3 separate regions of the Homo sapiens genome follow, and all the other regions are linked to region 3. The links are chromatin contacts, found by Hi-C in ENCODE. All regions are on one chromosome and are shown on one strand. Each heading gives the region's core, a stretch centred on a gene start or an enhancer-like site at or near the end of the contact. The rest is flanking DNA. Distances are from core to core; before and after follow the strand shown.

The links. Hi-C counts contacts between places; a loop is a spot of excess contacts on that map. Pooled maps may share reads with other maps.
Region 1: a loop to region 3 is called in a pooled map, with 3 times the contacts of the local background. The contact joins two enhancer-like sites. A Hi-C loop is called at or near these places in 2 of 37 single-sample maps with no recorded cell type and 2 of 50 pooled maps.
Region 2: a map with no recorded cell type shows a loop between it and region 3 (4-fold over the local background). The contact joins two enhancer-like sites. A Hi-C loop is called at or near these places in 1 of 168 maps with a recorded cell type or tissue (IMR-90), 1 of 37 single-sample maps with no recorded cell type and 4 of 50 pooled maps.

What each region holds. Positions count from the first base shown.
Region 1 is chr1:178,602,910-178,607,899 of GRCh38, forward strand. No RefSeq gene overlaps it. Among named protein-coding and RNA genes, the nearest start is that of C1orf220, 63 kb to the left of the region's middle. RefSeq lists enhancers at 3,012-3,161, 3,172-3,311. Within about 2 kb of position 3,247, at least 6 of the 41 ENCODE cell types and tissues checked have a DNase peak (open chromatin) inside an H3K27ac peak, as active enhancers do.
Region 2 is chr1:178,657,538-178,662,416 of GRCh38, forward strand. No RefSeq gene overlaps it. Among named protein-coding and RNA genes, the nearest start is that of MIR4424, 18 kb to the right of the region's middle. Within about 2 kb of position 2,359, at least 2 of the 41 ENCODE cell types and tissues checked have a DNase peak (open chromatin) inside an H3K27ac peak, as active enhancers do.
Region 3 is chr1:179,001,088-179,006,076 of GRCh38, forward strand. No RefSeq gene overlaps it. Among named protein-coding and RNA genes, the nearest start is that of FAM20B, 22 kb to the right of the region's middle. RefSeq lists a silencer at 1,849-1,948. Within about 2 kb of position 1,769, at least 5 of the 41 ENCODE cell types and tissues checked have a DNase peak (open chromatin) inside an H3K27ac peak, as active enhancers do.

The sequences.
Region 1 (4,990 bases), core at 1,997-4,496, 400 kb before region 3:
TGTACTTTCTTATTTGTTCTCTCAAACCTTACGAAAAGAGGCATTAGTTCTTTCCCAGAAGGTAAAATGCATAAAGTATGTGGACCTGGCATCAGATGAGCTGGTTTAGAATCTTAGATCCACCACTCACCAGCACTCAGACTTCGGGCAAGTTACTTAACCTCTCAGGGACTCAAAGAGTCCTCATCTGTAAAATGGGGTTACCCACACCTATCTCACAAAATTGTTTTGAGGACTAAATTCCACACATATATCTATATAAAGCATTTAGCATGGTGCATAGAGCTAGTTAAAAATTTTGGTTGCTTTTAAAGTTATGGAGAAACAAATGGAGATCCTGGGAGTGTCTCCCAATGTTCAACCATATAGGAACAAGAAGGGAATGGAATCCTGAATCTAGATCATCAGTCTTCATTGTAGTTACTTCACTCATCCCTTTTGCAAGTTATCACCAAAACATCCTGGTTCACCACTAAGAAACTCTCCGTAAGCTGAGCCTGAAATGTCACAAAAGACGTGCCGTTCCTGTGACCTCAAATAAGAACAGGTTCGCTCTTGATTTGTCCAGGTAAAAAGAGCATTGCAAGTGATAGATACAGAAATGCTTATGTACCTCCTTTTTGAATTTATATTAGGTTTTACATTTTAGCCTCTGCATCTGAATGGATGAAAAGTGAGCATATGTAACAGTGGGAAACAGGTTTTTCTGTGGAGGCTCCCAATAAGTAGCTCCCATAGACTATTCACAAAGCCAGGTATATAGTTGGAAATTCTTCTCCTTTACTTCTTGAGTAGCACGAGATTGGCTCAGGCTATCCAGAAGTAGCTTTGAGGTATAAGCAACCACATGGACATGGACTATACCCTGAAGCCCGGCTATAAGGGGCAGAGCACTGAAGGAGGCCAAAAGAAGTTCAAAAGCAGGGGTAGATCCCTGACCCAAGGGCCCAGGGCCTGCCTCTGGGAGTGCCTTGCCCATTTCATTAGATATGAGGGAGAGTCACAGAGCAGACTGGCCCAGTAGGTCCTCTCGGCCACTGAAGGATTATAAAGGTCTTTACCAGTTATAAAATAAAAGGGATGAATGCTGATTTTTCAACAATGTTAAATACTCAGCTTTGAAAGGAGGGTTGTATGGCACCATCAATCTCATCTGTCCCCGCTTTCTCTTTGAGTTCTTGCCTCTAGCACTCAGCTCCACCCACAGTTTTCCCTCCTCCCTGGGACTCTCTCTGCCCTCCCTCATGAGTGAATTGCTGCCCTCTTGGTCTCCTAGTTATGGTAGCACCTCCTAAATGCATCCAAGAACTCACTAGAAAACACAACCAAGATTACAAAAGAGACTCTTTCTTTTTTTTTTTTTTTTTCCAGACGGAGTCTCACTCTGTCACCAGGCTGGAGTGCAGTGGCGCGATCTCAGCTCACTGCAACCTCTGCCTCCCGGGTTCAAGTGATTCTCCTGCCTCAGCCTCCCAAGTAGCTGGGGCTACAGGCGCGCGCCACTATGCCCAGCTAATTTTTTAGTATTTTTAGTAGAGACGGGGTTTCACCATGTTGGCCAGGATGGTCTCGATCTCTTAACCTTGTGATCCACCCGCCTTGGCCTCCTAAAGTGCTGGGATTATAGGCGTGAGCCACCGTGCCCGGCCAAAAGAGACTATTTCAAGCAAAGCAAGTCTTTCGGAGCTCAGAGAAGCAGCTTGGCCAAGATAATGCACATCTGCTCGCATACAGGCCAAACGGACACAGCTTCTTGGGGAGTTTCTTTCCTTGAACTCAACATGATCCCTGAGACCCAGCCCAGAAGTCTTCCTTTTCAGTCCGTAGGTGCCCTAGGAGCATCCCATCTGCTTCCTCCTTTTGTACTCCTCCCTGCCTTTCACAGCGGCTGCTCCAGGCAATCTCACCAACTTCCCGTGGTTATGGAGATAGCTGGGATCTCTGGGTGGAGAATGGGGATTCCTTGTGTGAATGGAGGACATTAACGTAAAGGACATGTTAAGATTAATTTTTTAATCTTGCTATTAAATATTTTCTGGTATCATCTGGGATTATGGTGGTATTTTGTAGGAAAAAAATCCCCAGATAAATGCCATATAAATTAATACTCCTGGATATATAATACCCCTACAGCTTGTTCATGCTTAACTTTTCAGTTAGGTAGTGAGTCCTGTATCTTGCCATTTTTCATTTTCTCAGTCATCCTTCCTGTGTGTGTAGAATAATCTGTAGACAAAAGCTCAAGGAAGAGAGAATCCAACCTAATGGAAACACAACGAAACATTGTGTCATTTACTACCCTTCCCCTCCAATCTCCTCTCCAGGCTTTTATATGTCTTGAGGGTTAGTTTTTATATAAAACTATTAAAATGTATGCTTAATATGTTATATACATCTATACTATGTTAAAAAAAAATGTGAAGAGATTCCTCTCCCTCCACTTCTACCTACCTGCCTGGCCCCCACCACAAATCCCTTGGGTTGGCAGGGTTGGCAGCAGAGGCCTGATCTGGAGGCCAGGTTGAACCACCCCCGAGAGTGAAAACCCACAACAAGAAAGCATCTACAGGCCGGGCGCAGTGGCTCACGCCTGTAATCCCAGCACTTTGGGAGGCTGAGGCGGGCAGATCATGAGGTCAGGAGATTGAGACCATCCTGGCTAACACGGTGAAACCCTATCTCTACTAAAAATACAAAAAAAAAAAAAAAAAATTAGCTGGGTGTGGTGGGCACCTGTAGTCCCAGCTACTCGGGAGGCTGAGGCAGGAGAATGGTGTGAACCCGGGAGCGGAGCTTGCAGTGAGTCGAGATCGCGCCATTGTACTCCAGCCTGGCGACAGAGCAAGACTCTGTCTCAAAAAAAAAAAAAAAAAAAAAAAAAAGCATCTACACAGCATTATTCTGTGCAAAACACAGCCCACAGCAGGTTTCCAGTTGTCAGAACTGACTCCCCAGTGTGAGCTCCTCCACTCCTCACCTGTCATTAAGGGCGTCATTTCCATAGAGAACGTTCTTGAAAATCAGCCCTTCTATGAAGCTTCTTTCCAACATACCCCTCCCTGTTCTTTCCCTTCCACCTGGCAACAGAAGACATTTTCTCTTCTCTTTGAGCACACTGGGACTACATGCAGCTCCTGGGGAAATTCTCCAAAGAAACAGATTCTTGCTTTTAACTCCTGACCTACTCACACAACAGAGCCCACAGCAGGAAGGCCCCATTCTCGGCCTAGTGAGCTGAGGTGTTGCCACCCACTAGGCACAGCTGCTCTGCTAATTTTAGACCTCTCTGAGAAGTCACTTGACTTCAAGGCACTTGGAGACACACATCACACCCTGTCTCAGGAGGTGGTCTGGGGTGGGGCTCACTCTGCTTTCAACACCCATAACACCTTGTAACCTACAAAAGTGACTTTTTTTTGGAGGTTCTCCTCAATAAATGATAAAAAATAAATGACAACACTCAAAATGAGCTGTGAAACTGAAATTTGTTTCCACCTGGTCTAGCCCTGAAGCCTTAGGTGCCTTATTCAGCTGCCTGATCTTTACCAGGCACCACCTCATATTCCACACATCCACAGCTTAACCCTGGTGAGTGCCGCCTGGGGCAATTTTAGTCACCCAAGCTAGGACCCTCAGGACAACCCTGACTACCTTCCATCTCTCTCCAGTCACTAAATCTTAAACTGAAAACTATTTTGTCTCCTAAATAATGTTTGCAAACTTCCCCTCTATTCTGGCACCCTCATCCCATTTCAGGTTCTCTTCAGCGTCTCCCTGCACACTGCAGCAGTTTGCCCACAGTCACCCCGCCTTCTGTCTCATCCTCAAAGTCTAGCATCTATGGTGATCTTTCTAAAACCATGTCTATATCTCACTTAAACCCCTTCAAGGCATCCTGTCAGGTTCTCCAGCCTATCTGCTCATTAGAATCACCTGGGCCCTTAAAAAAAAAAAAAATCAGTTCCTGCTTCCATTCCCAGAGATTCTGATTTAAGTGGACTGGATGGGAGAAAGAAACCATATTTCTTTTTAAAATTTCCCAGGAAATCCTAATGTGCAAACATGGTTGAGAACCCCTGACCTGCAGGATAAAGTCCAGGCTCCTTCCCATGGCACCCAAGATGCTCCTGACTGGGCCCCTGGCCACCCTCTCCGGCCAGCCTCACTCCTGGCCAGTCCATGCCTTTATGTGCCAGCAACACTGAACTGCTTGCAGCTCCCAGCATTGCTTATGCTGTTCTCGCTGTCTGAAGTGCCCTCCCTACTGGTCCAACCAACATCACCTTCTACAGAAAGCCATTCCTGACTACTTTCCCTCACCTCCAGGTGCCCCGTGAAACTTTGGATGTGTCTCTATTACCGAACATTCACATGATTTTATGATACCCATCTTTCTTAAACACAAGGGAGACATTTATTTATACAGGGATAGTTCACAGAGCCCAAAGCTGCTGAAACTATAGCTGGGCCTCTCAAGCACTGGAACCCTGAATTAGAAAGCTTTCAGATACCAAGGTGCTTTCTTTCAGTCATTTTCTCTCACTGGGTTACGTGGCTTCTGGTGTCTGTTCATTGCTTTTGGATCTCCTTGGCAGACAACATTCTCTACCTCTGTGTACCTGGGTGGGCCAAAAATGGGCACTTCACAAAGGCTGAGTCAACTCCTGAAGGCCGTGTTCTCACTTCCAGCAATACTGACCAACATCCTGGCTGTCAATTCTAAAGTCCCTGAAGAGAGAATCTTATTGGCCCAGGGGTTCACCCTTGTCCATCAGCTGTGGCCAAATAGGGTTGCTGCGTAAGAGGCAAGTCTTGAAAAAATAGAGAGGAGTCATAGGATTAGCAGACTACCTAAAAGGTGACAACTATGCCCCAAGAGTCAAGGAATTCTTGAACTATGTGATAACCATGTATAGGTCAGCAATAGAGACCAAGTGCTGTGTGAGCCCAGAGGAGTAAACCATAGTAGTCTTCGATGTCAGGGAAGTCC
Region 2 (4,879 bases), core at 1,109-3,608, 340 kb before region 3:
TAAGAAATACATGGTAAACAGGGACTGTGCCAAGACTACACACCAATAAAACATTTTGGACCTTTAGCCCTGCTCTCATGGAGAAATATGAGTGGTCTCAGGAAGTTTGCAGCCTTGGTTTTCATGGTAAGTCCGGCGCACGTGAAACTATTGGCATGCCACACAACACCATGGATGTGTCCAAATATGTGGGACACCTCAAAGGCCACATGTTTGGAGTTTCCTTCTATCTCCTCCTTCCTAACCTCTAAATGCCTGTGGGCTCCGGGGTTCTGGCCTCTTCTCAATTTACATTCTCATCCCTAAGCTTAAGTGAATTCCCAGGTTGTATCTCTAGCCTGATGGCTCCTTGAGCTTCAAACTCTTACATATCCCACTGTCTACTCAACAGCTACACTTGGATGTCTCAAAGGTTCTCAAACTTCACATGTCCAAAAAGAAATTCTTGTTTCCAGATTCAATAACCCCATACAAATCTGCATTCACTTCCTTCCCCAAGCTTTCCCTATGAGGACGTGGTAACATCATCTATCCAGGCACTTAGACTTAACATTAAGAAGTTGCTCTTTGTTTTGTTTTTGAGACAGTGTCTCACTCTGTTGCCCAGGCTGGAGTGTAGTGGCACAATCTCGGCTCACTGCAACCTCTGCCTCCTGGGTTCAAGCAATTCTCCTGCCTCAGCCTCCCAAGTAGCTGGATTACTGTCATGTGCCACTTTGCCCGGCTAATTTTTGTATTTTTAGTAGAGATGGGGTTTTGCCATGATGGCCAGGCTGGTCTCAAATTCCTGGCCTCAAGTGATCCACCTGCCTTGGCCTCCCAAAGTTCTGGGATTACAGGCATGAGCCACCGCACCCAGCCTAAGGAGTTGCACTTGATTCTTCTCTCCCTCAAAGCCCTGCAGGTTCTCACCTCTGCCTCCCATCCATCTTCATCTCCTACTACACTCTGCCCATGTTAGCCTTCTTATTGGTCTCCTAGAGCACCCCTCATCTTTCTAGAACATTCCTGCCTCAGGGACTTCACTTCCTGTTCCCTTTCCCTTTCTTCTCTTGGGTTAGCTTATGGTTGATTTCTTTTCTTTTCGTTCTTTTTCTTTTCTTTTCTTTTCTTTTCTTTCTTTCTTTCTTTTTTTTTTTTTTTTTTTTTTTTTTTTGAGACAGATTCTCACTCAGCCACCCAGGCTGGAGTGCAAGGGCACGATCTCAGCTCACTGCAACCTCCGCCTCCCTGGTTCAAGCCATTCTCCTGCCTCAGACTCCCGAGTAGCTGGGATTACAGGTGCCTGCCACCATGCCCAGTTAATTTTTGTATTTTTAGGAGAGATGGGGTTTCACCATGTCGGCCAGGCTGGTCTCGAACTCCTGACTTCACGTTATCCGCCTGCCTTGGCCTCCCAAAGTGTGGGGATTACAGGTGTGAGCCGCCGCGCTCGGCCAGCTTATGGTTGATTTCTTGTCATAATTTAAGTCTCTCCTCAAATACAAGTGTCTCCTCCTCAAAGAGGCCTTTCCCTATCACCATATGGAAAAAGCTCTTATTCCTATGGTCACGCACTAGCCCTTACCCTGCCTTTTAATTTTTTCTCACAACATTTGTCTCAGTCCGTTATACTACTTATTTACTTACTACCTGATTATCTGTCTGCCATACTAGAATAAAATCACCAAGAGGGCAAAGACTGTCTTACTTACCATGGCATCCTGAGTTCCAGAATGGTCACTAGCTGTATTAGGCTGTTTTTGTGTTGCTATAAAGAAATACATGAGGCTAGGTAATTTAGAAAAAAAGAGGTTTAATTGGCTTCTGGTTCTGCAGCCTTTACAGGAAGTATGGTTCTGGCATCGGCTTGGCTTCCAGGGAGCCCTCAGGAAGCTCACAATCATGGCAGAAGGTGAAGAGGGAGCAGGTGTCTCACATGGTGGGACCAGGTGCAATAGATAGAGTGGGGCAGTTGCCATACACTTTTAAATGACCAGATCTCATAAGAACTCACTCACTGTCATGAAGACAGCACCAATCCATAAGGGATCTGCCCACATGACCCAAACACCTCCCACCAGGTCCCGCCTCCAGCACTGGGGATTACAATCCAACATGAGAGTTAGGCAGGGACAAATATCCAAACTATAGCACCAATAGTGGGTTCTTAGTAAATATTTGTTGCAAGAATGAAAGAACAAATGAGGAACGGATATCAGCTATTAATAACAAGGGGGTTTGGGGAATCAGAAGAATAATGAGTATTAGTACACTAAAAACAAAACAACAACAAAAACCAAAAACAAAACAAAGATTCTATCTGGGGCTTTGGAAGGGCTGGAAATATTTGAGTAGGTGAAAAAAAAAGAAGAAAGGGCCTAACATAAGCTAGGTGGGGAAACCACAAGATTCGTGTGGCAATAAAAATAAACTGATCTAATAGAGGCAGAGAGAAAATGACAGAGGCAAAAAGGAACTGAGATTGAATAGGTTAAAAAGGGTCAGAGCAGAGCAAATTTTGAATGTGTCACATAGAGGAGTTATTTGAAGGGGACGTGACATTTTCCAGTGGGGTGTCAAGGTGTCAAGGATGAGTGTGGTGTCATGTCGTGACTGAAGTTGGGAATAAAGGAGTATTCTGCTGCCGGCACAATACTCAGGCAAAGTACCTTGGGAACAGATAAAGGGTGCTACAATTAGATTTCCCCACAGCCTAAGCAGAAATCCCAAGGAGAAGCCCCTTTGCTCTTGGAATATGTCTCAGAAACTTAGAGGTCACAGCTGAATCTGAGAATGGACCCAGCCAGGAGGACCTCACATACTCACTGGTTAGAAATAATTGTTTGTTGCTATAGAATCCAGTAAGTATTAGTTCTTGTGTGAAGGCATGGCACTGGGGGGCTTTCTGAAAGCACATTGGAGATATTGTTGGGAAAATGTTAGGTTTTTAATCACCAAAAAATGATCACAATTGAATTTCAAGTAAATTGCCTCCTTAGTTTTGCTGCAGCTGCCTTAAAAACATCCTTGCTTTTGGAAGTGGAATATTCATTATGATTCAAAATGATACTTTGTAGTCTTGCTCTAATGATGCACACACATGACCTTTTGAGAAATCCAGATGTTGCTAATGTTCCAGCTGTGTAGAATAGATTTACTGTGACTAGAAGCTGGAAATGACCTAGATAAGCACAGCAAAACCCAAAGGACCCACTCATTTTTTTCTGTTAAGATGAAGTGACTAATTGGATGGTTAAACCTGTTATAGTTCCCTGGCTTCCACCTCTTCTCAAAGAAGAGAAAGGCATCTCATTATGTAGCACCAAAGCGACATTTTAAAGAGTGCTTCAGCATTGACTTTATTCCCAAGCTTGTAACTAGGCCATTTATTGCATTTGAAAAAAGAAAATGCCTCCATTGTGCCTCCTACTGTGTCATACACCACAGCATCACCATGGGTGATGGGAACACTGAACCTGTGCTACCTTCCTCCACACTGGCCTCAGTGTCCCTCCTGTTTTCTGATGCACTAGGAAGAAGACTTATATCTAGCGGGTGTTACATCCCTGGGTACTCACCTCTCTGCTGGGTGCTCAGTGAGTGTTCACATGTGAAGGAAATAACATCACACCCATGTTACATATGAAAAAAGCAAATTCCAGAGAACATTTTCCCTCCATCATCTGTTTGTTTCAGATAAGTAATATATTGACCCTTGGGGCTCTCATTTCTGAACTCCAAACTTTTGCAATAAGAATAGCTCTGTCAGGCTGGCGCAGTGGCTCACGCCTGTAATCCCAGCACTTTGGGAGGCTAAGCCAGGTGGATCACTTGAAGTCAGGAGTTCGAGACCAGCCTGGCCAACATGGTGAAAACCCGTCTCTACTAAAAATTCAAAAAATTAGCCAGGCATGGTGGCGCACGCCTGTAGTCCCAGCTACTAGGGAGGCTGAGGCACAAGAATTGCTTGAGCCCAGGAGACGGAGGTTGCAGTGAGCCAAGATCACGCCACTGCACTCCAGCCTGGGTGACAGAGTGAGACTGGGTCTATCTCTCTCTCTCTCTCTCACACACACACAAACACACACACACACACACACACACACACACACACACACACACACACACACAGAGAATAGCTCTGCCTGGTCACATAGAGGTGGAACCCTTTGTAAAAAAAAAAAAAATGCTGTATTACTTAGAAATATCTAACTCTCACTTGTTTCAAGAAAAAAACACTGAGAAAACAAAAGTCCAGGACAACAAAAGAATATACAGAGGAAAAAAACAAATGATCCCTTTCTCCTCTGGACAGGGGCCACATTTCCTTTGTCACTATATCCCCAGTGCCTAGAGTGAAGAGGAAATTGAGATAGTTCTGTGGGGGCAAATGAATTCATATGGTGACTTTGGGACCCTGCATTATGGGGTCTGGACTGAAAGATTCCTTCAAAGTCACTCTGGACCAGGCCCACTGCTTCCAGGCACGTTTACATCCAAAGTAAGCAACAAAAGGATCTGACCTCTCTCCCTAAGGCCTAGAACACAATACAGATAACAATAAGAACAACAAAGTGGGTTTAAGATAAAATAAACACAATACACATTGCATTCTTGTCTTCTTTTCTTGTCTTTTCTGGCTGTGTGTATGTTTTTTTAACAGGAATCTGTTGGTGGGAGAATTCCTGGATGTTTCCTACAAGCAGATGGCAATGTTCTCTTAGTCTCATCGGAACCAGACAGAGAAGGGGACGGTGGAAAAAGGACTGATAGAGACAAAGCACATCTAGCCAACCAGTCACCCTCTACTTCTAAAGACTTTTGAAAACAAGAGTATTGTCAAGAATTATTTAACATTATTATGATACTATCATTATAATCAAGGAGTGGGCTGTTG
Region 3 (4,989 bases), core at 519-3,018:
CCTATAGCAATATTACAGAAATTTTTGATCAACTATGCTGGAAAAAACACTAAATTATCTTTCTATTATTTCTATAGAAAATGGCACTACAAAATTGTTGGCATTTGAAGCGGTCATCAAAGAGTAGGCAGACAGAAGCACATGGAAAAATATTATAGAAGTGTATCAGTTAATAAAAACGTGAATTTTCTGGATTTTGTGATGTTTGTGGTATTTGTCAGCCTTTAAAAATTTATAACTTGATGTCATCTATTTTCTCATTCTAAATATTTACTTTTATATTCAACTTTGTATTTTTTTATTTTGTGTTATTTTTCTTGAAGAGATCTCCAAATTATATAAGCTTCAGACTTCACAAAACTTGATCTGTGCCTGGACTGTGGTGTGGGGCCCAGGGATTTATACCAACAGCCATTCTTGGCCCTCAGCAGCCTCTAGGGTCCCTAGCCCATTCTCCAAAGTCCGCATCCCAGCCCTCATCTCAGGCCCTGAGAGCCATCAACAACATAAGGCTGAGGAACTCTTTGCTTCTCTGGGGAGCAGGAGGGTGGGTGAGCCAGTGAGACATGCATTTGCTGGATTAGACCTCTGGGGACTTTTCCCCCAGCAAAGTCCTGCCTGGCAGGGTGGTTGGCCATTGTGTCAGTACCCACCACCCTCCTGTGAAGGGTGAGCCCCTGGCCCTTGTGGCCTGGGCTGAGGTCTCAACCACCAGCAGCAGTACTTGAGGCTGAGTCTGCTGTAGACTTTAAAAACAGGACTGGTGGCCAGACACAGTGGCTTATGCCTATAATCTCAGCATTTTGGGAGGCCAAGGCAGGAGAATTGCTTGAGCCCAGGAGTTCAAGACCAGCCTGGGCAACATAGGGAAACCTCGCCTCTAGAAAAACTTTTTAAAAGCCAGGCATGGGGCCAGGCGCGGTGGCTCACTCCTGTGATCCCAGCACTTTGGGAGGCCGAGGTGGGAGGATCACTTGAGGTCAGGAGTTTGTGACCAGTCTGGCCACCATGGTGAAGCCCCATATCTACTAAAAATACAAAAATTAGCAGGACGTGGTGGCACATGCCTGTAATCCCAGATACCCGAGAGGCTGAGGCAAGAGAATCGCTTGAACCTGGGAGGCGGAGTTTGCAGTGAGCCAAGAAGGTGCCACTGCACTTCAGCCTGGGCGACAGAGCAAGACCCTATCTCAAAAAATAATTTTTAAAAACCCAGGCATGGTGGCGCATGCCTACAGTCCCAGCTACTCGGGAGGCTGAGGCCTGCTTGAGCCTGGGAAGCCGAGGCTGCAGTGAGCTGTGATCATCCCACTGCACTCCAGCCTGGGTGACAGAGCAATACCCCATCTCCAAAACAAAAACAAAAACAAAAACAAAAAACAGGACCAGCAGGAATAGTCTGCTGTGGATTGGGACCCCTGAATGTTCCAGAGGGATTTAAGTGTGCGGAATTCAGACGTCTTCCCTGTTGTGGCTGGCCTTCCCGCCTCCCCAGCCGTCTGCCCGAATGAGTGCTTACTAATGAGCCAGAGAGCTCTGAGCCGGCCTGTGTAGGGCATCCATGCAGGGCTCCAGGGGCCCCTCTCAGTGAAACAACATGACTGTGAAAACAATCTGCTGCTCTTCTTCTTCACCCTGACCTTGGGTCATTCTGGCGTAAAAGATTACTTTGCTCCCAGCCTCGGGGAAGTTTTTGTACAATTAGCTACAACTCGGCAGAAAGACCCTGCAGAGAGAGCCCTGGGGTCACCAACTCAAGCATGAAAGGACACTGACCCCGTGTGGTCATGTTTGGAGGTGCAGCACGGGGAGAGAGGAAAGGCCCCGGCACGGTCCTTTGGCCAAACGACCCCTGCAGGCCCTCCCTGACCGACCTTGCTCTGTCCCTGCTCACTTCACAAGACCCTGGGGAGAGGACCTGGCCCTATCAGGGCCTGCTGACTCGTTCTCCCCTGGCGAAATGTCCCCACCAGGTGCTCTCAACTCTGGGGTATGACTTCACAGGCCATTTGAGTTCAGATGGGTAAGGCGTGTAGGAAATGAGCTCAAAGGGTAGGATGGATTTTGATGGGGTAAGAAGAGAGTGTTTCTCACTCACCCAAAGCACTGAGCACAGTGTCCCAAACATAATGTGGAGTAAACACGCGCATGCACACGTGCACTTCAGGTGCAGGAGACAGCCTAAGCAGGGGCAGGCAGGCAGGCAGGTATGGAATGTGCATGGAGGGCTGGAGAGTGGAGCTGCTTTTCTGCGGAGATTTCAGGTTAGGTGGAGCACTGAGCTGAATTTTCTAGAAGCTGGATTCCTAAGCCCCAGTTCTGGGCTCTTTCTCTGACCACACAGCTGTGTAGAAGGAAAGGGGCCTGAGTTCTGCCATCTGGGCTAGGAGTCGGTATAGAGCCAGCCAGTTGTAGCATTTCTGATTCCATCTGAATTCCTAACACATCAAAATCAGATTCCATTCTGGACATTCGTTTTTTTGTTGACGCTGTGATTGAGGTCTCATAAAAAGAAGGTGCCATGCCTAGGACAAATGAGGAAGGAGAGGCTCAGAAAAGTTAAATAGCTGTGTCTTAAGTCACAGCCACTCAGTGTGTGAAAAGCCAAGCTGGGGTTTGAACATGATAAAAATACACCATGGCCGCTGGGCTCCAAAGTGCAACCTGCAGCTTCTAAAGGAACTAAAACCTAACTTGTTTCCTTCTCCCCCAGCTCAATCCACTCTCCCCGCTGTAGCAGAGCCATCGCCTCAAGGCAAATTGCATCCCACTGCTCAAAACTGAGCAACTCTTCTCTGGTCTCAGGATAAAAATGGTATGTGTGTCTTGGCTTCACAGACCTCCCTAACCTCACCCCTTGCTCTCGCCACATCACTCGCCATTCTTCCCTCCTGTGACATGGAACTTCAGCCTTGGTTCCATGCCTTGGCCTCCCAAAATGCTGAGATTATAGGCAGTTCCCTAAACAGCCAGCCTCTCAGATGTGGAGGACCTTGATTTGTAAACAAATCACCAGGGGATTTTGATAAAATACAGATTCCAATTCACCAAGCCTGGTTTGGGGGTCCAGGTTCTGAAGCTCTAAGAAGCTCCCAGGTAGTATGAATCTTCCAGGTCCACAGACCACAGGTGAGTAAAGAGGTGCTAAACACACCATGTTCCCCTCACCTTTGACCGCCACCAAACTTCCTTTGATCTGAAACTTTTCTCCTTCCTCCCCAAGGCCCCCTCCTGTATCTTTCACCCGGGTGGTAAGGCTACTTCCTCTCCAGGCCTCAGCTTAGGTGCTGCTGCCTCCCGGAAGTACTCTTAACCCCTTTGAGAATGATTAGGTCATGTCTTATCTGTTAGAGATGCAAATAATCCCAGCACTTTGGGAGGCCAAGGCAGGCAAATCAGCTGAGGTCAGGAGTTTGAATCCAGCCTGGGCAACATGGCAAAACCCCATCTCTACTAAAAATACAAAAATTAGCCAGGCATGGTGATGCACACCTGTAATCCCAACTACTTGGGAGGCTAAGGCACAAGAATCGCTTAAACTTGAGAGGCAGAGGTTGCAGTGAGCAGAGATCGCATCACTGTACTCCAGCCTGAGTGACAGGGCGACACTCTGTCTCAAAAAAAAAAAAAAAAGAAAGAAAGAAAGAAAGAAATGGGTGAAACGGGCCAGGCACAGTGGTTCACACCTGTAATCCCAGCACCTTGGGAGGCCAAGGATCACTTGAGACCAGGAGTTTGAGACCAGCTTGGGCAACATAGTGAGACCCTGTCTCTACAAAAAATACAAAAATTAGCTGGGTGTAGTGGTGCGTGCCTGTAGTCCCGGCTACTCTGGAGGCTGAGGTGAGAGGATCACCAGAGCTGGGGAGATCAAGGCTACAGTGAGCTGTGATTGCTCCACTGTACTACAGACTGGGTGACACAGTGAGACCCTCTCAGAAAAAAAAAAGGAAAAAGAAATGGATGAAATGATAATGATAGGTGGGATTTGTCTTAAAATACTCAAGAAAAAATATGGGAACAGGTACATGAAACAAAAATGGCAAAATGTCGATCATTTTGATTGTTGTTGAAGCTGGGTGATGAATATGTGAGAGCTCATTGTACTATCCTCTCAATATTTGTGTTTGTTTGGAAGTTTTCAAAATAAAAAGCTTTAAAAAAATTTTTAATAGACATAGGGTCTTGCTGTGTTGCCCAAGTTGCTCATGAGCTCCTGGGCTCAGGCAGTCCTCCCACCTTGGCCTCTCAAAGTACTGGGATTACAGGTGTGAGCCACCATACCTAGCCAGAATAAAAAGCTTAAAAAAATGAAGCCTGAGATAAGTGCCTCTCCCATGTACCCCCTTAGGCGACTGTCCTGTCTGCCCCCACCCTACAGCACGTATCGTACTGCCTCATGAGTGTATAGTTTTTCAAGGGCTGAGATTGTACTGTGTTTTGTTCATTTTTCTACACCAGCCCCTAGCACAGTGGTTGGCACAGAGTAAATTCTCAACATATTTTTGTTGAATGATTGAATGAAAATCCTGCCAGGTTATGTTAGTTGGCAGAAAAGAAGCAAATCATTGAAAATGTATGTCGAAATGAAACAACGCATATTGTTCCACCTTATGTAGAGCTGTGCTGCATCTGCTCCTGGAATCCTCTGTAAAGGTCACTGTGTCCCAAGGAAGATTCTGTGTCACATGAGAGAATCCATTTAAATCGTTAAGAAGAAAGCAAATGTAGACACTGGAACTCTGCCATGTATAAGGAAGAAGGGTGAATGGGTATGTGATCCAAAGGTGTTGAAAACAGAGAGTCATTCATTCAATCACCAAATATTGGTTCACTGTCTAAGCTTCAGCTTTGCCTGCAACGCTGGAGACTACTTCTCCAAAGTAGTTACTTGCATGAGATTATATGAATGGAAGCCTGTGTATATTGGCCAAATGAATGAGGCAGAAGTGGGTTTTGCGGGGGGTGGGGTGTTGTTTGTTTTGTGCA